Linked DNA regions of Homo sapiens: all the other regions are linked to region 6. A link is a contact called in ENCODE Hi-C data. All regions are on one chromosome and are shown on one strand. Each heading gives the region's core, a stretch centred on a gene start or an enhancer-like site at or near the end of the contact. The rest is flanking DNA. Distances are from core to core; before and after follow the strand shown.

Region 1 (3,824 bases), core at 1,072-3,571, 7.1 Mb after region 6:
CCTTATGTAATATAAATATACAATGTTAACTCATGCTGTGTTGGGCAAGTAATTTTAATCTTCCTGTGCCTCACAATCAGACTAGGTCCGACATAATCCCGTGATCTCACATACACATAAAATTCTCACCCAATCACAAACATATACACATTTACACAATCGGTGGCATAATCTCTCTCTCTCACACACACAGCCGTATTAGCACAAAGATAGAGAGACTGTCACACATGGTTATCTCATTGTGTCATTATCTCATTTAATCCTCAGAACTACTACTGCTCCACAAAACTACAAAGATAGGTATTAATATCTCCACTTTACTGGTAGTAAAAGGGAGGTTCCAGAAGCTTAAACAACCAACTCAAAGTCCGGGGTCCAACTGAAATGTGACCTCAAAACCAGTCCTCTTTTGAGAGGCCACGATGTCTGAATGGGAAATATTCAACACAACCCGAGTAATCAATGCCATATATTCCTTAGAGAGGCATCTTTAGAGATGGCAGGTGTTACCTTTATTTCTCTACAGAAATGCAGCCTGAGGGAAACATCGCCAAATTTTAATACTAAAGCAACAACAAACTGGGCAATCTGAAGTAAGTTCCTTGTCCTCTTAGAGCCAACATTTCTTCATTGTAAAAATAGAGACAGGCTGGGCACAGTGGCTCACACCAGTAATCCCAGCACTTTGGGAGGTCAAGGTGGGCAAATCACTTGAGACTAGGAATTCAAGACCAGCCTGGGCAACATGGCAAAACCCCATCTCCTCAAAAAGTACAAGAATTAGTTGGGCGTGGTGGCATGTGTCTGTAGTCCCAGCTACTTGGGAGGCTGAGGTGGGAGGCTTGATTGAACCCAGGAGGTAGAGGGTGCTGTGAGCCGAGATTGCACCACTGCACTCTAGCCTACAGGACAGAGCAAGACTCTGTCTCAAAAAAAAAAAAAAAAAAAAAAAGAAAAGAAAAGAAAAGAAAAGAAAGGGACAACTGTGGTTGACCTAGAATTCAGTATACATCACCCCCTAATTTCACCCCCTAATTCTGGACTACTTTGCACTAGGCAACTCAGTCCCTAGCAGTTATTTCCTTAGTGTAGTGCAGCTTGAAATTGTCCATAAAAACTGCAGCAGGGCGCAGCGCCTCACGCCTGTAATCCCAGCACTGTGGGAGGCTCTGGTGGGCGGATCATGAGGTCAGGAGTTGGAGACCAGCCTGGCCAAACATGGTGAAACCTCGTCTCTACTAAAAATACAAAAACTAGCTGGGCGTGGTGGTGCGCGCCTGTAATCCCAGCTACTTGGGAGGCTGAGGCAGGAGAATCACTTGAACCTGGGAGGCGGAGGTTGCAGTGAGCCGAGATCGCATCATTGCACTCCAGCCTGGGCAATAGAGTGAGACTCCATCTCAAGAGAAAAAAAAAAAAAAAAGCGAGACCTCTAGAGCTAAACTGCTTGGGTTTGAGTTCTGGTGCTGTCACTTGTTAACTGTGTGAACTTGGGTAATTCTAATATTTCTGTGCTTCATACATCAATCCCACAATCTCATATATACACACAAATTCTCACCCAATCACAAATGTATAGAGTCACACAAACACACCCATAATCTCACACAATACACAGCCACATAAGCACAAAGATAGATGGTAACATACAACTACACCAACAGAGATAAACAATCACACACAATCACACACAAAGTAGCATACCACAGAAGTCACACATCTTGTCACAATTACTGATACAAAACTATACCTGCGGAGACAGATGGTCATAGTCGCACAATCACACTTGCTGTCACACACATTCAAACGCAATTGTATCCGCAGAAACAGGTGGTCACATAACCACACACATGCATTTACACAAACACACAATGTCACACCCCAGTCTCTCATAAACACATACACAGCTACACCTGCAGAGACAGTCACACACAAACACACATATTCACAGTTTCACCCCCAGACACAGATGGTTACAGTCACACACAAGCGGGCGCACGCGCACAAACACACACACACAGTGACACAAGATCACATTCTGTCACACCCGCAGCCTGTCACATAGTTGGTAATACAGTGAAACACACACGGCCTCCCCAGCGACTCCTGCCGGGTTCCCATCCCTGGCGCGGCCGGGCCACCCGGAGCCCGCCCTTGACTTCCCGCTCCCGCCCGGGGCCCGGCCCCACTCACCTCCCGGCGCCGCGGGCTCTGCAAACGGGCCCCGCGACCGAGACCCGCGACGTCACCTCCCAGAATCCTCCGCGAGGAGGAGCGAGGCGAGGACTGAGGCATGCAGGACTCTGAGCTCTGCGAGATCTGAACCAGCGACACCGCGTTCCCCATGGACCCCGCGAACCACGAGCCCCAGAACGCTTTGCGCCACGGCCGTCATCGTTGAACTACATCTCCCAGAGAACCCCGCGGCCCCCTCCACTGCGCGCCTGCGCCACGGGGGCAGGTACCGGAGAGGGCTGTGTGCGGTCGTAGGCTCTCCAGTGACCTTGAGCTGCTGTGTTGGGGAAAGCGGCCAGGCTGCGCGCGGGGCTGACTGGTTGAATGCTTGGGTGTGGTGGTTCGTGTGTGACTGTTGCTGCACACCTTTATGCTTGCCGACGAAAGGAGCGGCGGATTTTGTCAGTGCAGGGAGCTTCTGTATTTTAAATCACGTCCCGTGATTGTGGGTAGCTGAATGTGAAAGTGATTGTGGATGAAAGAGACTGTGGCTGACATTGGGGGTGACCGTTTCTGTTACTGTGAGGATACCACTGATCCGATGTGTATCTGACTGTCTCCTGGTCTTACTGTTCCTTCACCCCCATCTCCTGCCATGGGCGGGGTCTGTGGTATCTTTTATTGAGGCAATCTCGGCGCTCACTGCAACCTCCGCCTCCCGGGTTCAAGCGATTCTCTTGCCTCAGCCTCCTGAGGAGCTGGGATTACAGGCACCTGCCACCACGCCCAGCTAATTTTTGTATTTTTAGTAGGGATGGGGTTTCACCATGTTGGCCAGGATGGTCTTCATCTCCTGAACTTGTGATCCACCTGCCTCGGCCTCCCCAAGTGCTGGGGTTACAGGCATGAGCCATCGCACCCGGCCTATTTTATTATTATTATTATTTCTCAATTGGTCAAAATAATATATTTAACATTTTAATATTATTAAACATACAAAAGGCCACACTTTGGCCCTCCTCTAGTCAAGCAGTTTCCTTCCTGGTGAAAGTCCATAGGCAGAAACATGCCTGCAAAGATCTCACAACCTTCTTTCAGACCATGCTCTGGGTATCCAAATCCCCAGGATTTCCTGTTCAAATGGACTCCAGCCTGCTTCCAGAGCCTGTATCTCCTCTGTGTCCAAAGACCCTTCCCTTGATCTGTCTTCCAAAGGTGGAATGTGCTGCCTATCCACAAAATGTGGCCAAATGAGAGCAATTTGGTAAGGCTAGACAGAGCTTAGATATGCAAGCTGGAGTGTCCACATGTGGGAATAGAAGACCTCTTACGATGTGGGACAAGGATGGCAGTGGGAACAGAAGGGGACTGGCTGGGGACCTCCATCTGTACTGTTGACCCAGGTCTCTACATGTCAATGACAGGCTCATTTATGTATAAACTATTTTGGAGACCAATGGTCTTATGATGATGGTGGTTTGAATTAGGGTCATCACTGGAAGAGGCAATGAGAAATTGTCAGATTGGGATACAGTTTGAGTGTAGAACTAACAGAAGTTGCTGATGCTTGGTTGTGAATATAGGGAAAGAGAGAAGTTCAATATAATGCCTAAATGTCTTGAGCCCCTGGAAAAATGGTAGTGTTATTT
Region 2 (3,794 bases), core at 1-2,500, 7.3 Mb after region 6:
GACCAACACGGAGAAACCCCGTCTCTACTGAAAATACAAAATTAGCAGGGCGTGGTGACACACGCCTGTAATCCCAGCTACTAGGAAGGCTGAGGCAGGAGAATTGCTTGAACCGGGGAGGCGGAGGTTGCGGTGAGCCGAGATTGCGCCATTGCACTCCAGCCTGGGCAACAACAGCGAAACTCCGCCTTAAAACAAAACAAAACAAAAACAGAGAAGTGTAGGCTGTCATGAGCATTCTTGGTATCAGAGGGGTGAGGTCTCTCCTCTCGAGAATCTGTCCTGACCTCACAGGGAGAGCTGGAGTCACAAAGACAGTCACAAGCACCCCCTACCCAATGCTGCAGTCACCCAGCCACCATGGGGACCCACATAGACCTCCACAGGCACGCCTCACCCAAACAATAACACTATATATGGTCACACAATCATTGTCCCACATCTACCTTGAGGATAAGTTACACTAGCATATTTACAGACCCCTCAAACATAGCACCATTCAGAACCAGAGTGCTACAGATAGTCACAATACCACACGCACTACTGAGCCACACAAAGTTACAGTTCCCCCCTCCCCAGGACCCCTATTGAGCACTACACACAATCACACATTCAAAATAACACAATGACCACTAGGACACACATATCACCCCGGCACGATTACACGCACTTTCCAACCGCAGACACAGTGCTACATAAAGTTACATGGTCACACTCTCACATTCTCACGTTACTGGGTTATTTCTGGGTAGTAGATTTACTCAGTAAGGCATCCAGTACACTTAAGTGCTGCTAACAGTCATACAAACACAATTACACACACCCCTCAGACTAACACACAGTCACAGCCTCATCAGATTCTCTCCACACAAACACCCTCCACAAATGTCACGCAAAGTTACACAGCCACACACAATCACAGTCCCAACACGGGACACAGTCATACCTACACATACAGCCTTACATTGTTACAATTACACAACTACAACGAGGATATACAATCACACCCGCGCACACAGAGAGGCACAGTCACATAAGGTCACACTCACACACGGAAGCCCACGCCTCGCGCCCGCCTCCCCACCACCCCCTCTATCAGCCCGACCAACTCATACATGCCCGACACACTCATACATGCCCAACACTCCAGACCAGCCTGGTCAGTCCCTTCAAACTCCCATGCACGTACCTGCGGGCCCCAGCCGAGCCTGCAAGACCCAGGCCGCTCACCGCGCACTTCCCCTACCCTTGAGGCGGAGGGTCCAGCAGGCAAATGAAGGGGCTGCCCTGGACTCGCGGGGGCCTCTGGGAAATACAGTCCGGAGTAGGACCGCGCCGAGAAGATGGCGCCTGTTTTTTCGGGTTCTTGCAGCTGCACAGCTCGGGGACATCCCTGCTCCGCACTCCGAACCGCTACCCCGCGTCTCCGTGATCCAGACACAGGCTCAGAGTGAAACTGCCGTAGGACGCTGGCCCTGCACGCTGAAGACAATCTTCCTCCATGGTACCGGCCAACCCCAGGGAGTTCCCTGAGAAACAGGAAAAGGTCGCCAGCTTCGGGCCAGATGTTGACTAGAGCCGCAAGGATTTTTGGGAACTGTAGTCTAGAGCAGGAAGGGGTGAGGCGCTGGGGCAAGTGGAAGGAGGTCGCTTAAATGACTTCCTGCCCCAAGCCGACTCAGTGCAGAACGCACCCAGGACCCCGGACTGTACTAGGCGTTATAACGCTCTCTGAGAATGCTAGACTGACTAAATCGTCATTTTTGCCTTCATCCGTGGATAAGCCACATACTGTATGACTGCATTTATAGGAAATATTTAAAATAGTCAAATCTACGGAAAAGGAGTAAGTTAGAGTTTTTTAGGACTAGCAGGATTAGGGGGAACTGTGAGTGATTGGTAATAGCTAAAGGGTTCATTTTTGGGGTAATGCAAAGCTTCTTGAATTAGATAATGATGTTTGCACAACTCTGAATACACTAAAAGTGACTGAATGGTACACCATAAACGAGCTAATGTTATAGTTTGTAAATTATATTTGTGTGCATGTTTTTTAAAAATCAACTTTACTGAAGAATAATTTAGATACAATAAAATGCACTCATTTTAAGTGAACTGTTCGGTAAGCTTCAACGCATGTCTAAACCCTTGTCACCACCATCGTAATCAGGATATAGAATATTTTTTAAAATTAAAAAATTTTTAAGCATTTTAGTTAAATTTTTGTGGGTACATAGTAGTTGTATATGGGGTACATGAGATGTTTTGATACAGGCATGCAATGCGTAAGAATCATATCATGTAAAATAGGGTGTCTATCCCCTCAAGCATTTATCCTTAGTGTTACTGGATATAGAATTTTTTTTTTTTTTTTTTTGAGTTGGAGTCTAGCTGTCACCCAGGCTGGACTGCAGTGGCGAGATCTCGGCTCACTGCAAGTTCCGCCTCCCGGGTTCAAGCGATTCTCCTGCCTCAGCCTTCCGAGTAGCTGGTATTACAGGTGCCCGCCACCATGCCTGGCTAATTTTTGTATTTTTAGTAGAGACAGGGTTCGAGCTCACAGGCTGGTCTCGAACTCCCGACCTCGAACTTCTGACTTCGTGATCCGCTCGCCTCGGCCTCCCAAAGTGCTGAGATTACAAGCGTGAGCCACCGCGCCCGGCGGATATAGAATATTTTTATTCACCGCCCTCTGCCCCCCACATTGTTAAGTCAATCCCCACCTCCCAAACCCCACATCAGGCATCTATTGACTATTCTAAGGAATGAGCAGTAGTATCAAATTATGTTTTTAATTTGCATTTCCTGATGTCAATGAACTTAGCATACTTTCATATACTTATTTGCCATTCTTTTATCTTCTTTTGTGACATCTATTGAAAATATTCGGCTGGGCGCAGTGGCTCACGCCTGTAATCCTAGCACTTTGGGAGGCTGAGGCGGGCAGATCACCTGAGGTTGGGAGTTCGAGACCACCCTGACCAACGTGGAGAAACACCGTCTCTACTAAAAATACGAAATTGGCCAGGCGTGGCGGTGCATGCCTGTAATCCCTGCAGGAGAATCACTTGAACCCGGGAGGCAGAGGTTGCTGTGAGCTGAGATCACACTGTTGCACTCCAGCTAGGGCAACAAGAGCAAAACTGCATCTCAAAAAATAATAATAAATAAATAAATAAATAAAATTTTCTTATTTTAAAATTGGTTATTATTGAGTTGTAACAATTCTTTATATGTTTGGGTAAAAGTCCTTTGCCAAATATACATATTGCAAATTGCAAATATTCTCTCCCTGCCTGGGGCTTACCTTCTCAGTTTTTTTTTTTTTTTTTTTTTGAGACAGGGTCTTGCTCTGTTGCCTAGTCTGGAGTGCAGTGGTGTTAACATAGCTCACCACAGCCTTGACCTCCTGGGTTTAGTCGATCCTCCTGAGTAGCTGGGACTGCAGGTGTGCACCACCACCCCCAACTAATTTTCTTGTGTTTTGTGGAGATGGGGTCTCACTGTGTTATTACAGGTGTGAGTCACTGTGCCCAGCCCTCAGTTTCTTCATGATGTCTTTCAAAAAGCAGTTTTTACTTCTGATGAAATCCAATTTCTCATCTTTAAAATGTGCTTCATGCTTTCTGGTCTTTCTAACAATCTTTGACTCCTCTAGTGTTGTGAAGAATTTCTCCTATGTTTTATTCTAAAGGTTGTATAGTTTTAGTTTTTATTTTTGGTCTATCATCCACTTGAAGTTAGTTTTTGTGTATGTGAGGTAATGTTCAAAGTTATTATTTTCCAGATGGAAA
Region 3 (3,505 bases), core at 43-2,542, 7.4 Mb before region 6:
CAGTATTGCCGCCAGCTTGTCTCACCTCCAGCCCTAAGGCGATTTTCTCCTATCTCAGTAGATGGAACATACAATCGGGTTTTATACCGAGACATTCCATTGCCCAGGGACGAGCAGGAGACAGATGCCTTCCTCTTGTCTCAACTGCAAGAGGCCTTCCTTCCTCTTATACTAATCCTCCTCAGCACAGACCCTTTACGGGTGTCGGGCTGAGGGATGGTCAGGTCTTTCCCTTCCCACGAGGCCATATTTCAGACTATCACATGGGGAGAAACCTTGGATAATACCTGGCTTTCTGGGGCAGAGGTCCCTGTGGCCTTCCGCAGTGTATTGTGTCCCTGGGTACTTGAGATTAGAGAGTGGTGATGACTTTTAACAAGCATACTGCCTTCAAGCATTTGTTTAACAAAGCACATCCTGCATAGCCCTAAATCCATTAAACCTTGAGTCAACACAGCACACGTCTCTGTGAGAACAGGGTTGGGGGTAGGGTTACAGATTAACAGCATCTCAAGGCAGAAGAATTTTTCTTAGTACGGAACAAAATGGAGTCTCTTATGTCTACTTCTTTCTACATAGACACAGTAACAGTCTGATCTCTCTTTCTTTTCCCCACAGTGCACTGTTGTTAGTGCTCCAACCTCACAGTGCAGGGGTTGAGGTGTCAGGAGAGGGAACACATCAGTGCCATTTCACTGTCTCCTGTGTCAAAGCAAAATTAAAATGCAGACCAGAATTCAAAAACTCCTGAGCAAACAAAACCCAGTAGGCCTTAAAAACAGCCTTAACCTTGCTTAACCTGCAAACATAAGCAACAATTCACTTGAGTCATTTCTGGTAAATGCTTGTGTTAGGGAAGGACAAAACTCAATCTCAACCGATCAAAAGTAGGCAACTCACATGCTATTATGTCATTAGGGACTTTCCAAGGCAAATTTAAAAAAATGCATTTTTATAATTGTAACTAATCAAATAATTTCTTTGTTTTACTCCTTCACTCACCCTGTGAATACTTGTGTCTAATGCTTTAAGCATAGAAGCGCGAGACTTCTTTTGGTTTGATGCTTCCTAATTCATGAATTGCTGTTTGTTCAGATAAACTCTAGAAAATGCTCCTGCGCCTCAAATTTTTGCTTTCAGGAGAGTCATCCCGGTTTAATGACACAAGAACAACTGTTTCCCTTCTGTACGGCAGATCTACCAAGATGGCCGCGCCCAGAGAGCCGTGGCTCAGGGCGCGGACATGTTACCTCCTCGAAGAGAAGCCCATGTCCCATCGTCCTAGCGCGGCAGAATTGACTCGCGCCCTCGTCCGCCGCCATAGGCCAGTGCCGGGGTTTAAGGGCCAGGAAAGGAAGCATTCAGGGAATTTAGGTGTAGCCAGAAGAAAATCAGGTGAGTGTTTGGGTCTCTCCGTGGAGTAGGTTAAAGGGGTAGGGAGCTTCTGAGGAGCCTGTGGGGAGAGCTGGCGGCCTGGGCGGTGGAGCCTTTGGGTTGGGGTGCCTTTGCGGTCCGGCGTGGGAGAGTTCTTGTGGTCGGGCGTTAAAGGTCTGTCGAGTTCAGCGACTGAGACTCGGCGTCAGAGTTTGGGGTCTCTGAGGGTCACTCTGTTAGTAGGCCTCTGGATCACTGGATGGAGAACTCTAGGGGGACGCTGCCCAGCACGCCGGCTTTATCACCGACGCCATTATTATCACTCCAAATGCTGCAGTTTAAAGTCGGTGATGAAGCCGGGGTGCTGGGCAGCGTACGAGGGTGTGTGGTGTAGGTTTTGGGGTGAATCGGGGATGTGTGTTAAGTGTTTCGGGGAGGCCCAGGCATGTGGGGCTCAGAGGCTTGTAAAATCTGGTATTTTACAAGCCCAGGCCCCTGGCTGGGGTTGAGTTGTGAAACTATAACCGCCCACCCTTGCCGGCTGCCTAGACAGAGCCGACTTGTTAAGACAGGGAAATTGCAATGGAGAAAGAGCAATTCATGCAGAGCCGGCTGTGCGGGGAGACCGGAGTTTTATTATTACTCAAATCAGTGATAAAAGAAAAATTGAAGCCGAATTAAATTTACAGGAGTTTCCTTGAGCAATGAACGATTCGCGAATTGGGCAGCCCCCAGAATCACAGCAGATTAACAGAGACTCCAGGGGTGCCTCGTGGTCAGAACAAATTTATAGACAAAAAAGGTAAAGTGACATACAGGAATCGGAAGCGAGGTCCAGAAACAGTGAGATTGGTTACCATTCGGCGTTTGCCTTATTTGAACGCAGTTGGAACATTCAGCAGTCTATGAGTATGGCCGCTGGGACTGGCCACCACTCAGCTATTGTTACAGGTGCATACGATTAAGTTCGGTTTTCAATTTTGTCTGTTAAGCTAGGTTGCAGTTTATCCACAAGGACTCAAATATAGAAGTATGGAGTCGTTCTCAGGCAATATTTAGTTTGCTTAAGCATCAGTCTCCTTGAGCATTTGGGGATCAAAGTTTCCTCCTATCCCCCAGACGGAATCTAGCTCTGTTGTCCAGTCTGGAGTGCAGTGGTGCGATCTCAGCTCACTGCAACCTCCGCCTCCTGGGTTCTAGCGACTGTCCTGCCTCAGCCTCCCGAGTGGCTGGGATTACAGGCGCCCGCCACCACGCCCGGCTAATTTTTGTATTTTTAGTAGAGACAGGCTTTCACCACGTTGGCCAGGCTGGTCTTGAACTCCTGACCTCAGGTGATCTGCCCGCCTCGGCCTTCCAAAGTGCTGGGATTATAGGCATGAGCCATCGCGCCTAGCTATGATTGTTACGATTTATAAGAAATGTATAATCGATCTTTGTCCTGTTTCCTGGCACATGTCTCCCAAAAGCCTTGGAACCTCTTCAGTAAACAGTGCCTTTTTGTGTGGCATTGAGATGGCTGGTGACTGGGGGCTTCTGGCTGGCCTTAGGACGGGGGAGGCTGGTTGCCAGGGCAACTAACCATGTCATTTGAGGGTTGGAAATTTTAGCTCTGCCTGGCAACAGGGAAGTTGAAGGTTGAGTTGATCACCAGTGGTTAGTGTTTTAATCAAGTATGCCCACATAATGAAACCAGCGTAAAAACTCAAAAGGACTGGTGAACTTCTGGGGAACTTACAGATTCTTGAGCATGTGGAGGTGCCTGAGGGTGGTGAACTGAGTCTCTAATAAGCTTCCGTGGAGGGCATGGAAGTCCCACGCCCCTTGCTACAAACCTTGCTCTGTGCTATCCCTTCCATCTGCCTCTTCATCTGTATCCTTCGTAATATCCTTTATTCCTTTTCCCATTTGCCCTGAGAATACTCACCTTTGGTGCTTGCAGCTGGAGCATTTACCCCGAGATAACTTTGCCATGAACGATCTCACTTTTATTATTTTCACATCGCTCTAGTAGGTCGCCTTGGGAAACAAAAGACATCATTCTACTTATAGCATTCTGTTTTTAGTAGTGGTATTTCCATTTACAAAATGTAGTAGTTCTCGATCACTGAAAATGTCAAATCCTAGAAAA
Region 4 (3,838 bases), core at 705-3,204, 7.3 Mb after region 6:
CTTGAAAGCATTTATTGTTATGGGTATTGGACATCTGGACTTTCTGTTGTTCTAGGAGTTTGTCTTTGCAGGCATTACAGGGCTGCTTCCTTCGCTGTAAACACATTAGGACCATGAGTTGTGACTTGCAATGAATGTGCCTTGCTAGTGTCAAGATGGAGCTGAACTTAAAATGGTGTCACTCTGGGTCTCCTAGGTTTCATCTTCCCTAACACTATGACCACACCTGCTGTCTTCTTGATGTTTCCTTGTAAATGTTTTTAATTCCTTTCTTTTTAAATTAGAAATTTACTATGAAAATTTCACACAAATACTATGGAAGAGAACATTATAATGAGTTCTGTCTACTTATCACTCTGCTTTAACATTTATCAACATTTTCTTTTGCAATACCATATACCCCTTCTCAGTGGAGTTTTTTTTTTCTCAGTGGAGTTTTTAAAGCTAATATTATTCCACCCATAAATATTTCCACACGAATCCCTAAAAGTTAAGTCATCTTCTTTTTAACAGAGCTGCATTACTGACAAAATCAACAGTAATTCTTAGCCCCTTGGTAGAAATTGTGTGTTTACTAACGGACTTCCACAGATGTTTCCTTAGACCGTCCTTTCGGAGAAGAAAGAAAACCTGAGATCAGCAGAGTCTAATTCTCTAAACATATTTTTAAGCCGAGTCCCAGAGACAGACATAACTGGCCTGAAGGCATCCAGCATGCCCACATCAGAGTGTAGGTTCAATTCCCTGAAAACAAGTTTCCCACCTGCTGGAACTGAACACATTGGGTAGTAATTTCCCACCACTGTTCAGGTAGAACTTCCTGTCAGAAGCTGAGCTGTGAATCATGTTTAGGAGTTCACCAAGTGAAAGGAATTGTATCTTTACAACTCCTCATCCACACCCTCCAAAAAGGGGAGTAAGGAGGTTTCAGAATTTCCACAGAGGAGAAGCTAAGGGTCAGAGACTGCACTTAAAGCTTCATTGACATGGTAAGGCGATTGTTATTAATTATATTTTAACTTCAAGGTAAATAAAAACAGTCTTCTTTAGGTGCTTTTAGTAACACGTTGGCCATACTAAAGACTATTAGTGTTGTTATTATTGCTGCCTACTATAGTTGCACTTGAGGTATTTAGTGTGGAGGGTAATGGGTGATTCAAATCTCTATTCACCTTCCCACCCGACCCAGCCCTTCAGAAGGGGACGCCCGGACTTCTCCTCCCTCCTCTGGTGGTATCTCCCAGGAGAGGATTGTATTAATACTATTGGACTTCTACCCTATTTCCCAAGGCGGTTTCTCCCATTAAAAGTTGTACCACTCTTCCTGCAGCCTACTACTCATTCAGATGTCTCTCAGACTTTCAGGGTGGTTTCACTCAAGAGATGACTCCCCTAGTGACCTTTCCACCTTTTCCCTGAATGGCGTCTGTAAAAAATGGACTGTACTATCCTGATTCCTCCTATCATCTGCCTGTGGTTTCTCCCAGGATCCCCTTCACTTGGTGATTTTTCCCTGGCTCCTCTATTCCCTGGTAATTATTATCCTCAGTGTCCTGTATTCAGAAAGGTAACTTAGCTTTTCTAAATATAACATACAGCACCAGACCCACATTTCCAGTAACTTTCTCCTCCGAAATAGAAGCCTAGTCAGACAAGGGTCACACTCCAGCATCCTATGTAACTATACCTGCCTCGCTCTAGGAAACCCTGCCAGCGGCCAATTCCTCTGCTCTACGGAATGGATATGCTTTCAAAATGGCGGCCCACGCGAATAAACACCATAAGGGCGCGGCCATGTTCTCTGCCGGACAGCGCCACATTACGGAACCTGTGCGCTGTGTCTGCGCCCTGTTGACTGTTCGAGGAAACTGGCTTCCAAGTTTATTCAGAGCATGCGCCATATCAACAGCCTACAAAGGGGAGGTGCTAGAAGTCGGACCGGAAGTGGAAGTGGTCTTCCAAGGCTTTTTTGCCGCTGGTGTCAGGAGTATTTTCATATTCCAATACCGATAAATCTTTGAGGTGATTTTGGTTGATCACGATTGGGGTTTCTGTGGAGCCAGTAATAGGGGGTGTCGAGGTTGCCTGTGGAGTTAGTGATTGCGGTTTCAGGCTTCGGTGATGGGGTTCTGTGGCGTCCGTTGTTGATTGTGACGGATTTCTCAGGTCATTGATGGAGCTCTTTGGGATGAGTGATTGAGGTTTGGGGGTCAGTGATGGGAGTCTGTGGTCAGTGACAGAGCCTGTAGGGTCAGTTATGGTGATCGGTGAGGACTGTAATCAGCTTGCTTTCTAACCTGAGTTGAAAGTTCAGCTTTTTAATTTTCAGTCTTCTTTAATATAAAAATTCTCAAGTTTTGGTGAATCTTTGTATTAAAAATTGTTCAAATCTAAGTGGTTTTTTCTTTGATCCATGAGTTATTTAGAAGTTCCTTTTTAAAGTAATGTCTGTTTAATGGTCAAATTGAAAAATTGCTTTATGACCTAGTTCGTGGTCAGTTTTCATGAATGTCACATCTATTACATAGAAACAGTGTACTATGTTCTCTAATTGTATTGTTATAGATATTAATTAAGCATATATTCAAAAAATATATCTGTCTCCTCACAGATTATTTTGTCTGCTTAATTACAGAGGAAGGTAAAGTACTCAACTCTGGAAAGGTTATTTGTCCATTTGTCCTTCTTTTTCTGCTTTATATATGTGAAATTATTAGGAATAACTATGTGCACTTTTTTTTTTTTTGAGATGGAGTCTCGCTCTGTCACCCAAGTTGGAGTGCAGTGGCGCGATCTCAGCTCACTGCAACCTCTGCCTAGTGGGTTCAACGGATTCTCCTGCCTCAGCCTCCAGAGTAGCTGGGATTAGAGGCACCCGCCACCACGCCCAGCTAATTTTTTGTATTTTTTAGTAGAGACGGGGATTCACCATGTTGGCCAGGCTGGTCTCAAACTCCTGACCTCAGGTGATCTACCTGCCTCCGCCTCCCAGAGTGCTGGGATTACAGGCGTGAGCCACTGCGCCCGGCATATGTGCATTTTTAATACTTTATAGATATGACTAAGTAGCTCAAAATATAACAATTCAAGCTTATACCAACAATTTATAAAATAACTCATTTTCCCAGATGCTTTTCCAGCAGTGGATATTGTTGCATTTTAAAAGTTTTTAAAATTTTGAGGGAAAATTATATCTAATTGCTCCAATGCATTTTCCAGTTACTAAAGTTGGCATCTTATTTGGTTAATTGCCATTTGTTTCCTTTTCTGTGAATTTTCATATCTTTTGTCCTACTTTTTTTTGTGGTATATTTTAACATAAAGTTAGGAAATATCATCTAATCAAAAGTATCTGATTTTTCTGTTACAGAGTCTGTGTTTCCTCTCACGTGTAATAAGATCCCTCCCAGCCCACCACAGTGTTATACACATGTATACTTCTAAAATTTATTTTAATAGTCTTTGTGATTTAACAAATACACATAATTAAGTGATCAGTCCTGCTGGCATTTGCCTACTGAATAGTGTGTGATGGAGATCTAGTTTGTTTTTTTCCAGGTGGCCAGCCAGTTATATCACTGCATTATATCACTGCCATTTATGCAATGAATGTCTTATGCACACTCATTTGAATACCACTTTTATCACATATATAGATCAATATTGTCTGGTATATTTATTGTTTTACTTGTTTTTATTACATTGTTTTTATATTGTTTTAATATCTGATAATGCATGGTAATCGCTGATATGTATTGTATGATTTTTGTGTGCCTGGGAGGTGTTGAGTACTTTACAAGTATTATCTCATTTAATTTTTGTAACTTTGAGATAAGCA
Region 5 (3,793 bases), core at 690-3,189, 7.4 Mb before region 6:
TAAGGTGCTGATGAGGGTCAGGGAGAAACATGTTTGGGTAAACATAGAATTGTAACCCATTCTTAAAAGTGATAAGTGAACTTTTTAAGTCTTAAAATTCTATCTAAATATATCCATACACTTAGTGATTCAAGTCACAGTGGTGCAGTTTTGCCTCTTGATGGTATACTATTACAGAAATCTTAAAAAAAAATTTTTAAACAAAAACATGGATGATATGTTTACTATAAGAACGTTCATAATGTAAAATTAAATACGGCAAATTATACCAATGTTTCAGCAGCTTATCTGCATTGTGAAAATCAAGCATAGAAAACTGAAATTGAAATATACAAAAATCTTATCAAAAGTCATTACTGGGGAACACATTTTGGGATAAGAGAGATGTTTTACTTGTGTCAGAACCTGAAAGAAAATATTTACGTGTGTGTATACACACATTCACACAGTAAACCTGAGGAAGAAGAACGAAAATCTTTAATAGAAACCTTATCATTTTCTTCGTTTTGTTTTTTCCTTTTTCTTTTCTCCTTTTCTTTTCTTTTTTTTTTTTTTTTGAGGCAGGGTCTCACTCTGTTGCCCAGGCTGGAGTGCAGTGCTCAATCATAGTTCACTGCAGCCTAGAACTCCCGGGGTCACGTGATCGTCCCACCTCAGCCTCCCGAGTAGCTGAGACTACAGGCGTGTGTTACCACACCCAGTTAATATTTGTATTTTTTGGAGAGACAGGCTATGTTGTTCAGGCTGATCTCCAACTTCTAGGCTCGAGCAATTCGCCCACTTTGGCCTCCCAAATGCTGGGAATATAGGCGTGAGCCACCGCGCCAGGCCACCTTACCATTTTAGATTTGATTAATCTTTGATCTTCCCCAAAGCTTTCCTATTTACCAGGATGAGAGAAAGGAGAGATGTGAGAAGTCAAATGAGATTTGTAAACCAGTCCTTGCAGAGAAACTTAAAAGGGACTGAGAGGGAATGTACCGTTGGACCTGAACACACACACCAATCAGGATGCCCTGGCTGCCAAGGCTTCAGCCTTCACAAGCTTCTCCACGACTGTCACATCTAGACCTCCCTAACATGGTCACACCCCCTTAGATTAATCCAAAAACCTGGACCACACACCTAGGTTCACATGAACCCGGGCTCCTCCTCACTGAGTCGCATATTAAATCCTGATTACAGCCTGGAGCGAAGGCTCACGCCCGTAATCCCAGCACTTTGGGAGGCCAAGGTGAGAGGATCGTTTGAGGCCAGGAGTTGGAGACCAGCCTGGGCAACATAGTGAGACCCCCGTCTCTGCAATAAACAGATAGATTAGATAGATAAATTAGATAGATAGATAGATAGATAGATAGATTAGATTAGACAGATTAGATAGATAGATAGATAGATAGATAGCGTGGTGGCGCTCACCTGTAGTCCCAGCTACTCGGGAAAGCTGAGGTGGGAAAATCACCTGAGCCCCGGGAGATGGAGGCTGCAGTGAGCCACGATTGCGCCACTGCACTCAAGCCTGTGTGACAGAGCGAGACCCTGTCTCAAAAATAAAAAATAAAACCCCGAATCCGAAGCAGACACAGTTTTCCTTGACAAAAACCACTCCTCACTCCAGTCCTCAATCACCGAGCCCTACAGAGTGACCCGCAAAGGCACCAAACCCTGATCACGGACTTCCAAGTGTTGCTCTGGACAGACTCTGACCACCGACCACTGGGATCCCTCAGGGCTGACTCCGGAGACGCCCCAACCCCAATACCCCGACTCCCACTTGCTCCCGCTTCCCCCACAAACTCCACGGCTCCGCACTAAACGGACGCCCACAGACACCCTCCTCCCCTCATCCTGACAGACAGACCCACACACAGACCTGATTTTGCGGGGAACCCACCGAGACTTCCCAGAACCTGCACTTTCCTGAATTATTCCACTTCTGGGCCCTCCCCCAGCCTCCAAGCCGGCCTACGGCGGCCGAGGAAGGTCTGAAGTTGCAGGTGTACGGAGCACGGACGACTGGGAGGTAGTAAGTTCGCGTCCTCTCGTCACGGATACTGGAGGCAGCCATCTTTGAATCCTGCACGTACGGAAGGTAAAGTGGACCTTTTCTGCCCAAGTATTCAGGGATAGCGCGGGACGGTGAAGAACTCCATATTTTGGCACCTAAATCCTGCGCCCAAGTTTCATTTATTTTCAGAGGGTCGAGCTTAGCCAAGACAAACATGGTATGGCTACGTGCACCTTAGCGGGCTGGGGAGAAAAGTCATCCGCTTTGCACAAAGAATGACGGGAATGACACAATGGGCGCGGCCATCTTAACACTTAGGTGTCCGTACAAGTGAAAACGCTTTCTCCACAGAGGAAAAAGAGCAATCGCACCCTGAGTCATATACCGCGAAAACGCATCTAGCTACATGTGGAGGACAAGAGGAAGATTTTTGAGGACCAAAAGGGTGTGGAGAGGCAATCGAGGTACGAGGATATTGTTCACCCCGTCAACGGAAAGTGAAAAAACAGCGACCCCTGGAACCTCATTTACATTTGAGGGACACGGTCACCGCCCAGTGCAGGTAAAGAGAGCAGCCACCAGCCAACCGGAAAAGGAATCCAATGCGGGAGGCGGGAATTTTCCTTAAGAGAGAAGAAGGGCCTTCCCTCTGCTGTAGGTGGAGTCAATCTTAACGTCGGGGCTTTCGGAGAACCAAGTGCCTAAAATTCTGGAAGGAATAAATAAGGCGACTCTGGGAGAATGAAAAGTTGTGCAAGCCCGGGCGCGATGGCGCACACGTGTAGTCCCAGCTACTGGGGAGACCAAGGCAGGAAGATCGCTTGAGCCCAGGAGTTCCAGGCTGCAGTGAGCTATGATCGCACCTATCAATAGCCACTGCACTACACAGCCTTGGCAACCCCTTCATGAGGAAAAAAAGAAAAAAGAAAAAAAAAAGTTGTGCAAGAAAAGTAATCATAGGATACTACCTGACTGACCTATAAATATTATTTACATAGTCATCATAACGTAAATTCTAATTCTGATCCAACCTAAATTAAGACAATTCCATTGGAAGAATGAGAAGGAAATTCCTGCATGCAGTGGAGTGTTTATATTTATAACAGAGTTTTCACGTGTCCTTCATGATACATCTATAGAAAATGCCCCAAAATGCAAACTCCATTTCAGAAACATACCGTGTTACTTAAAATATCAAATCTGTGAAGAGTGAAAAGCTTTACAGAACTATATGACTCCTTAGGAGAATTGCAAAATAAAAGCAAGAATCTTATGACTCAGGAATTCCACTCCTAGATACTTATACAACAGTAATGAAATGATATGTCCTCACAAAGACTCACAAGAATGTTCTTAGCACCTTTATGCATAATACCCTGAACAGGAAACAGTCCAAGTGTCCATCAGTACATGAATGTATAAGCAAATTGCAGTGTAATCATACCCTGGAATACTACTGAACAATAATAAAAAACAAATCATAGATGCATGCACCAACATAGATAAATCTCAACAACCTTATGAAGGGGGCCAGCCTCTCCACACCTGTGGGTATTTCTCATCTGGTGGGATGAGAGACTGAGAAAAGAAATAAGACACACTGACAAAGTATAGAGAAAGAACAGTGGGCCCAGGGGACCAGCACTCAGCATACGAAGGACTCCTGCCAGCACTGGTCTCTGAGTTTCCTCAGTATTCATTGATCACTATCTCTACCATCTCGGTGAGGGGGATGTGGCAGGACTATAGGGTAATGGTGGGGAGAGGGTCAGCAGGAAAATATGTGAA
Region 6 (3,366 bases), core at 425-2,924:
AACTGGAGTATTGTAAGAATTAATAACATTGCAGTAGGTTAACCAGATACAAAATAAGTATTTTTTAAAAGATCAACCACAATAACCAATAATAAGAAGCTTTGGGGATAGAGATTACATTTCAAATAGTAATAATTCATTGTTTTTAAAGGTCAGAATTTACGTGAAGAAAACTACAGGAGTGCTTTGACAAGCATTTTAAAAACTAAAAAATTATGTATTTTCATACAGCAGGGCTCCAATTTTCAGCTACCTCCCTGGTAGGATGAAAATTAACACAACTACCTCATAGGCTGATTGGGCTTGGTAATGAAATATTAAAGTGTTTAATACAGAGACAGGAACCTTTATTTAGCCAACGAATATTTATTGAGCATCTATTATGTGCCAGGTCTCTCTCTTTTTTTTTTTTTTAGGTGTTGGGGATGCAGCAGTGATCAACATCGATAAAATGCTTTTCCTTATGGAATTGACATCGTAGTGGTAGGTCGGACAGTAGACCAAATAAATAATTAAAATATATAGTGTGCTAGATAGTGAAAAGTTCTTTAGAGAAAAAAATAAAAGATGAAGGGGGAGGCACAGAGCATGTGGGGAGGGAAGCGTTTGCTTGCAAGTTCACAACGGGTGGTGGGGCAATGCCTCATGAGAAGATGATATTCCCCTAATTACCAGACGGTGAGAGCCAAATGAATCCCTCAGGAGAGGCTGCTAGGGAGTGCAAAGAGCACCTGCAAACGACCAGGGGCTGGAGTCTGCTGGATCTGTTGGAGAATGGGGAAAATGTGCCAAGCAAATGGGCAAGAAATGAGGGCAAAGAGAAAAGGGGACTACGCCTGTAATCCCAGCACTTTGGGAGGCCGAGGGCGGATCACCTGAGGTCAGGAGTTGGAGACTAACCTGGCCAACGTGGTGAAACCCCGTCTCTACTAAAAATACAAAAATTAGCCGGGCGTGGTGGCTGGCGCCTGTAATCCCAGCTATTCAGGAGGCTGAGGCAGGAGAATCGCTTGAATCCGGGAGGTGGAGGTTGCAGTGAGCCGAGATCGCGCTATTGCCCTCCAGCCTGGGCGACAAGAGCGAAATTCCGTCTCAAAACAACAAAACAAAACAAAACAAAAACAGAGAAAAGGGGAGAGGTGGGGGGAACAGATCCTTCAGGCCTTATAGGCAGAGAAAGAACTCAAAATTTAAAAATAAAATGATTATATTTTAGTATTATTAAATGTAAAAACATAGATTCCTGAAGGGTTCGGTAGACGCTCCCTCCACTGTAAAATGGGGATGTCGCAACTGTCTCACAGGTTTCCCCTAGGACTAGAGGAGACAAGGGGTCGCGCGCAGCGTCTGACAGGCAGGGGGCACCCAGAAAGGGTCCCCGCCATTTCTATTGGATTCTGACGTCACGCCAGAGCGACTCCCCATGCGTCGCTGCACTGGCCTCGGCCTCCCGGCGCCGCGGCTGGTCTTAGTGCTCCCCCTAGACCTGCACATGCACAGGTGTGGCGCCCCCCCGGGCCCCGGACGAGGACGCCCTCTTAGCTTCTGGCCCGGTCCCCCGCCCCACTTCCTTGGAGAAGCCGGAACCCCGCCTACTGACCGTCCGCGCCGCGGAGGCTTCTGGGAATTGTAGTTCTGGCTCTCCGAGCCCAAGTGCACTTCCGGGTTCGGCCACAAGAGCAGCCATTGTCCCGCGCGCGGACGCTTGCTGTCGCCGAGCAGCTCGGCCCTTCAGACTTAACCCCCAGCGGCCTTGCGGATGCTGACTAGGAGAGGGGACCGAACTAGCTTAACCCGAGTCGGCCGTGTTGCAGAATCGGGGCAGGGGGTTGCCTAACCCGAGTTCGTCCTGCCGCAGAGCCGTGCTAGGCACTGAGGCGGTGACAGGCCCAGCCTGGGCTGCGGGCCAGCGGACGCCCAGGTTGGTAGGGGCGTGGGGCAGCGCTTGGTGTCCGATGCGCGCATGCGCAGGGTCTACGCGGGAAGCTGGAAGCGGTGGTGAGTGTAGCGGGGAGACCTGGTATCTGTGCGGGTGGCGCTTTAGCCTCGGGTCACCGGGGTTGATGGAGTTACTGATACAGCTGTATATTCCGCGACTGTCCTCTGCGTGCATGCGCGGGTGCTTGGTCAGGTGGTGCTCTTGTCTGGGGCCTGAGGATGCCCAGGTTGCTGGAACACAGGGCACATGCATTGATGTAAGGGGACATCTTGAGAACTCCCCTCCTCCAATGCCGGGCTTATTTAGTGGAGGCCTGAGGATGTCCGGGTTGATGGAGTGCTCCATTGCAGATTGTGGTTTCTGGAGAGGAGGGGCTGTGCCACTGTCCCTTTACTCTTGATCAGGTATTTGGGTAGGAAGCAAAAGGTTGTAGGTAAGATTCCGAGCAGGTGGCTCTGGGCCCCTAGAGCAGACAACGCGCTTCTCCAAGGTCTGGGGGCGCTGTGGTTGGTGGAGAGACCAGATTGGAGTTGCAGATTCTTGTGCCAGAAGAGGCAGTGTTGCTAGTGAACCCTTGGTGGGAATTACCCATGGGCAGCAAACTCCCAGGCTGAAGGAGGGTATCAGGGCCTAGAAACAGGTTCTGGGCAGAGGGCCCCCTGCACGTCCTGGGGGTGTCTGAATGGAAAACAGAAACTTGAACTGATAGTAGGGACCTATGTAGGATAGTGCAGAGCTCTAGAGCATTCAAGATGGGCAGAGACTCCGGGTTGGAGATACAGAATTTAAGTCCAGGAAGGACAGAGCTGCAACAGCTGCCATCAAATTGGTAGCTGGGGAGGAAGCAGTATGTTGCCAGCATCGTTATGAAGCAGGTGTTGCTGAGACCTTTACTTGGGTACGCTATTTGCAGGCGTGAGAATGTGCAGGTTAGTAGAGGGACAGAGCCTGTGCTGCAGATTTGGTCCCGGGAAGAGCTGACTGCACAACACCCAGGCCGTCATGATTGGGCAAGAGAAGGACAAAGGGCCCAGTTCCCATTGAGCTGCTGTATCGTAGGCTCGAGAACCCCCACGCTGGCGAGTGCCCAAGTCCTGGGGCTGATTATGGAGCTGTATGCTCAAGCTACTGTTTAGTTGTTGTAGTGTCCTGGCTGCGGGCAAATAGTGGGGCAGTTGACCCCAGAACCTACACAGAGGCTGTGGGTACCTGAGATGTCCCAGGCAGGTTGAGACACAGGGTGAGGGATGTAGATTGTTGACTCAGGAGCATGGTGTGCCCCCAGACGGGCAGAGGAGCCAGGTCCTGGATGCAGATTGTGAGCACGAACCTGCTCTGTGGCTGTATCAGTAGGAGGGAGTCTAGGTGGGTGGCCCGTGTGCAGTGGCTGTGGAATAGAGGCCTGGGGGCTCCAGTTTGGATCTGGT
Region 7 (3,507 bases), core at 934-3,433, 7.2 Mb before region 6:
CAGAGAAAAACCGCAGGGTGGCAAGATCAAGGAGGAAAGGGGTATGGGACAAGGCTGCTGGTGAGGTCAGCAAAGGCCAGACCTGTGGAACCTCTGAGGCTTTGACAAGGAATTGGATTTTGTCTCAATGGCAACAGGGAGTCACTAAAGGATTCTGGGTAGAGGAGTAACCCAATCTGACACACTTTAAAACCTAAGTCCTTGGCCGGGCTTGGTGGCTCACGCCTGTAATCCCAGCACTTTGGGAGGCCAAGGCAGGTGGATCACTTGAGGTTAGGAGTTCAAGAACAGCCTGGCCACATGGTGAAACCCTGTCTCTACTAAAAATACAAAAATTAGCCGGGTGTGGTGGTGGGCACCTGTAATCCCAGCTACTTGGGAGGCTGAGGCAGAAGAATCGCTTGAACCCGGGAGGTGGAGGTTGCAGTGAGCTGACATCACATCACTGCACTCCAGCCTGGGCCTTGGAGTGAGATGGTGCCTCCAAAAAAATAAAATAAAATAAAACAAGTCCTGCTGGTATGTAGAGAATGGGCTACAGTGGAGAGAGGCCAAGGAGGTGGTGGGGGGCTGCTCCAGTGATCCAGACATGAGGTGGGGGTGACTGGGACCACAGAGAAGGCAGCTTCATGAGATATTTAGGAGTTAAAAAGTCTGAGGGTTGGAAATGAAAATGAATTGGAAGTGGAGGAGAAGTTAGATTCCAAGGTTTCTGGTTTGAACTGCTAGGTGGATGGTGTTGCTCTTTCTGGTAGGAGGAAAGCCTTGGGGAGGAACAGCCTCTGAGGGCAACATGGAGGACTCTATTTGAGGGTGCCTTCTGCAGATGGAAATGTCAAGGAGACAGCCAGTAACCTGAGGGGGTATCTGGGTTCCCACCTAACTTGCACTGGGATAGCTATGCCTATCACTGTCATTATGCGGGCCATATTCATCTGGGCATGTGTGGGCTTGCTGCACCTCCTCCTACCTGAGTTAGTAGTGACCACCTTCGGAGATGAAACAATCTAGAGTTGAAATATATTCTTTATTTTCAGGATGGAAATAGGATAGGGAAGGAGGAAAGATACCTTTGTTAGTTGCCACTGCAGTACCATCGAAAGAACATCCTGGGGAAACAAAGAGGTATGTGTGTTACAGGAGGGGTTGGTGACTAGAAACTTAGGTCCCGGAGCCTGGACACCAGGGTCAAAAAGGTGTACAGGGCCCGGACTCCTGGTTCTGAGGGAGGAGGGGGCAGGGGGCCTGGGCTTTTGGGTCTGAAGGAAGAGAAACTTGGGGGTCTGGACTCTTGGATCTGAGGGAGGAGGGGCTGGGGGCCTGGACTCCTGGGTCTGAGGGAGGAGGGGGTCCGGGGGCTTGGACTCTTGGATCTGCGGGAGGAGGGGACTGGGGACTTGGACTCCTGGGTCTGAAGGAGTAGGGGTTTGGGGCCTGGAATCCTGGGTCTGAGGGAGGAGGGGCTGCGGACCTGGACTCCTGGGTCTGAGGGAGGAGGGGCTGGGGGCCTGGACTCTTAGATCTAAGGGAGGAGGGGGCTGGGGACTTGGATTCCTGGGCTAGTAAAGAGGGGCTGGGACCTGGACTCGTGGGTCTGAGAGAGGAGGAACTGAAAGCCTGACCTCCTGGGTTGGAGGTTGCTGGGAACCCAGACTTCTCGGTGGGATCTGAGACAGCGGGGAGCTAGATGCTGGGGCTCCGGAGTCCCCAGAACTCACCACGCCAACACTGTCGCACTCGCTGATGCGAGGGCCCCGAGGACTGCAAGCAGGAACAGATTGCTGGGCGTCAGAGCCTCGGGCCTGGCCAGCAGCTCGCCCAGGCTGGGCCTCCAGGGCTCGATCAGCTCGGCATCCCGCGGCGCCCAGCGCAGCACTTCCCGGAACGAGGCCTGCAACTCTGTCTCCGCCCGCGGGGGCGGGCCCGTCACTGCGGGGGCGCGCACGTCAGCCAGGCACGAGCCCCACCCCTCTCCCGACCCCGCTCACTCACGCGGCCGCGCCCCGCCCCACCGTTAAGAAAGAAGTAGAGCCGGGCCAGGGGGCGCTGGTCTTGCTTGATCACGCAGGAGAACGTCCCGCGGTGCGTGAGCTGAGCCGGCCGGATCCGCGCCAGGTATCCTTCGGCCCGCGGCATATCTCGGAAATAGGACAAGTCCTGAGTCCGGAGCTGCGGGACACGCGGGTTTAAACGCCTCAACTCCGGCTTGCCACTGAGTAACCTACAAGCCCCGCCCCCCGAGCCAGACCACGCCCCCTGGAGTCCTGGCCCTGAGCCTTGAGCCCGCCCCCGAGCCTTCTCGCTCCCCTGCCCTAAACGCACCCCTTCCCCTCACTCCTTAAACCCTTACGCATAACCTACCCCTAGAAACTGCTTTTATTTATGTATTTTTTTTTTCTTCCAGACAGGGTCTCGTTCTGGCGCCCAGGCTGCAGTGCAGTGGCGCGATCATAGCTCACTGCAGCCTCAAACTCCTGGACTTAAGCAGTCTTCCCGCTCAGCCTCCCCAGTGGCTGGGACTATAGGCGTGCACCACCACGCCCCGGCTGTTTTTAAAATTTTTTGGCAGAGGAGGGGTCTTAATTTGTTGCCGAGGCCGGTCTCAAACTCCTGGGCTCAAGCCATCCTCCCGCCTTGGTCTCCAAAAGCGCTGGGATTACAGGCGTGAGCCATCGCCCCAGGTCCTTGGTCCTGCATTCTGATCTTCGAGCTCTCCCCTAAATCCCGCGACCCTCCTCTTGCTGATGCTTGTGTCTAGACGGAGATTCCCGGAGTCCCGTCCCCGCAAGCTGACTCCCCAACCTCTAGTGAAGGCTAACTCGCCCGTCTAAACTCTTCGCGCCGGCCCCGCCCCGACTCACACCTCCTCCTGCGAACTTCCAGGAATAGGTGATCTCCTCCTTTGGCAGCTGGAAGTTTACGATGCAAGAAAACATAGCCTGGTCGCCCCGAGTCACTGTCACATCCTGAACTGAAGACGGAGCAGGGTTCACTCGCTGGGCCCCGACCACGTCTGGCCTCGCCACCAGCTTATGCCCCTCGGTGCTCTGGTCCCTTTTCTCAGGTTGGCCTCCTGCACCCCGAGGCCCCGCCCCCTCACCTGGGCAGTCCAGCGGGAGGTCGCAGACCCTAGAGTAGCACCCGCTGCAGAGGAAACGCCGGGCGAACTCCTGGAGACCTGTGGAGCGGGAACGCTGGGTCTAGGCGCCACCTGCCCTTCCAAGCCCGGGGCCCTTGGCCCATTTGAGATCCATGCAGCTTCCCGGGGTCCATCGGCCAGGTGGCATCTTGACCCCGCCCTCCCTGCTGTCTTTGGCCGACTCTCACTCCTCTCCGCCCTCTAGGATTCCTATTGGTTTGCTTCGGCTCTCACACACACCTTCTGAGGATTTAGAGCAATACTTGGTTTTCTTCCTTTTCTCCAGGGATCTTATTGGCTTCCTAAGGATGTGAAGCCCACCCGCTTTCCCACACTTGATGTCGTACGTTTCGTCCCCGACCGCCTCC

Evidence for each region. A loop is a pair of places that touch in the nucleus more often than their neighbours do. Pooled maps may share reads with other maps.
Region 1: a pooled map shows a loop between it and region 6 (14-fold over the local background). The contact joins the promoter of ZNF527 here to the promoter of ZNF180 in region 6. A Hi-C loop is called at or near these places in 5 of 50 pooled maps.
Region 2: a pooled map shows a loop between it and region 6 (13-fold over the local background). The contact joins the promoter of ZNF383 here to the promoter of ZNF180 in region 6. A Hi-C loop is called at or near these places in 7 of 50 pooled maps.
Region 3: a loop to region 6 is called in a pooled map, with 18 times the contacts of the local background. The contact joins the promoter of ZNF649 here to the promoter of ZNF180 in region 6. A Hi-C loop is called at or near these places in 3 of 50 pooled maps.
Region 4: a loop to region 6 is called in a pooled map, with 13 times the contacts of the local background. The contact joins the promoter of ZNF585A here to the promoter of ZNF180 in region 6. A Hi-C loop is called at or near these places in 6 of 50 pooled maps.
Region 5: a pooled map shows a loop between it and region 6 (12-fold over the local background). The contact joins the promoter of ZNF613 here to the promoter of ZNF180 in region 6. A Hi-C loop is called at or near these places in 7 of 50 pooled maps.
Region 7: a loop to region 6 is called in a pooled map, with 11 times the contacts of the local background. The contact joins the enhancer-like site here to the promoter of ZNF180 in region 6. A Hi-C loop is called at or near these places in 5 of 50 pooled maps.

Annotation. Positions count from the first base shown.
Region 1 is chr19:37,369,596-37,373,419 of GRCh38, reverse strand. It overlaps ZNF527 (zinc finger protein 527), which reads right to left and starts at 2,321. Exons shown (of 5, transcript NM_032453.2): 1 at 2,194-2,321. RefSeq lists a silencer at 1,922-2,231 and enhancers at 2,262-2,571, 2,742-2,791, 2,812-2,951.
Region 2 is chr19:37,215,670-37,219,463 of GRCh38, reverse strand. It overlaps ZNF383 (zinc finger protein 383), which reads right to left and starts at 1,250. Exons shown (of 6, transcript NM_001387601.1): 1 at 1,190-1,250. RefSeq lists an enhancer at 1,135-1,624.
Region 3 is chr19:51,902,804-51,906,308 of GRCh38, reverse strand. ZNF649 (zinc finger protein 649) reads left to right here and starts at 1,292. Exons shown (of 5, transcript NM_023074.4): 1 at 1,292-1,395. RefSeq lists enhancers at 26-650, 1,141-1,260, 979-1,523, 2,614-3,159.
Region 4 is chr19:37,170,811-37,174,648 of GRCh38, reverse strand. It overlaps ZNF585A (zinc finger protein 585A), which reads left to right and starts at 1,954. Exons shown (of 5, transcript NM_001288800.2): 1 at 1,954-2,022. RefSeq lists enhancers at 1,728-2,022, 1,864-2,053.
Region 5 is chr19:51,925,618-51,929,410 of GRCh38, reverse strand. It overlaps ZNF613 (zinc finger protein 613), which reads right to left and starts at 1,939. Exons shown (of 6, transcript NM_001031721.4): 1 at 1,871-1,939. RefSeq lists enhancers at 2,001-2,300, 2,156-2,919.
Region 6 is chr19:44,498,830-44,502,195 of GRCh38, reverse strand. It overlaps ZNF180 (zinc finger protein 180), which reads left to right and starts at 1,674. Exons shown (of 5, transcript NM_001278509.3): 1 at 1,674-1,921. RefSeq lists enhancers at 1,219-1,268, 1,445-1,739, 1,579-1,788, 1,799-1,858, 1,405-1,905 and 2 more.
Region 7 is chr19:51,702,692-51,706,198 of GRCh38, reverse strand. SPACA6 (sperm acrosome associated 6) reads right to left here. Exons shown (of 9, transcript NM_001316972.2): 5 at 3,101-3,178; 6 at 2,862-2,971; 7 at 2,013-2,169; 8 at 1,719-1,929; 9 at 1,009-1,109. The coding sequence ends at 1,076. Among named protein-coding and RNA genes, the nearest start is that of SPACA6-AS1, 11 kb to the right of the region's middle. RefSeq lists a silencer at 1,833-2,032. Within about 2 kb of position 2,183, at least 35 of the 41 ENCODE cell types and tissues checked have a DNase peak (open chromatin) inside an H3K27ac peak, as active enhancers do.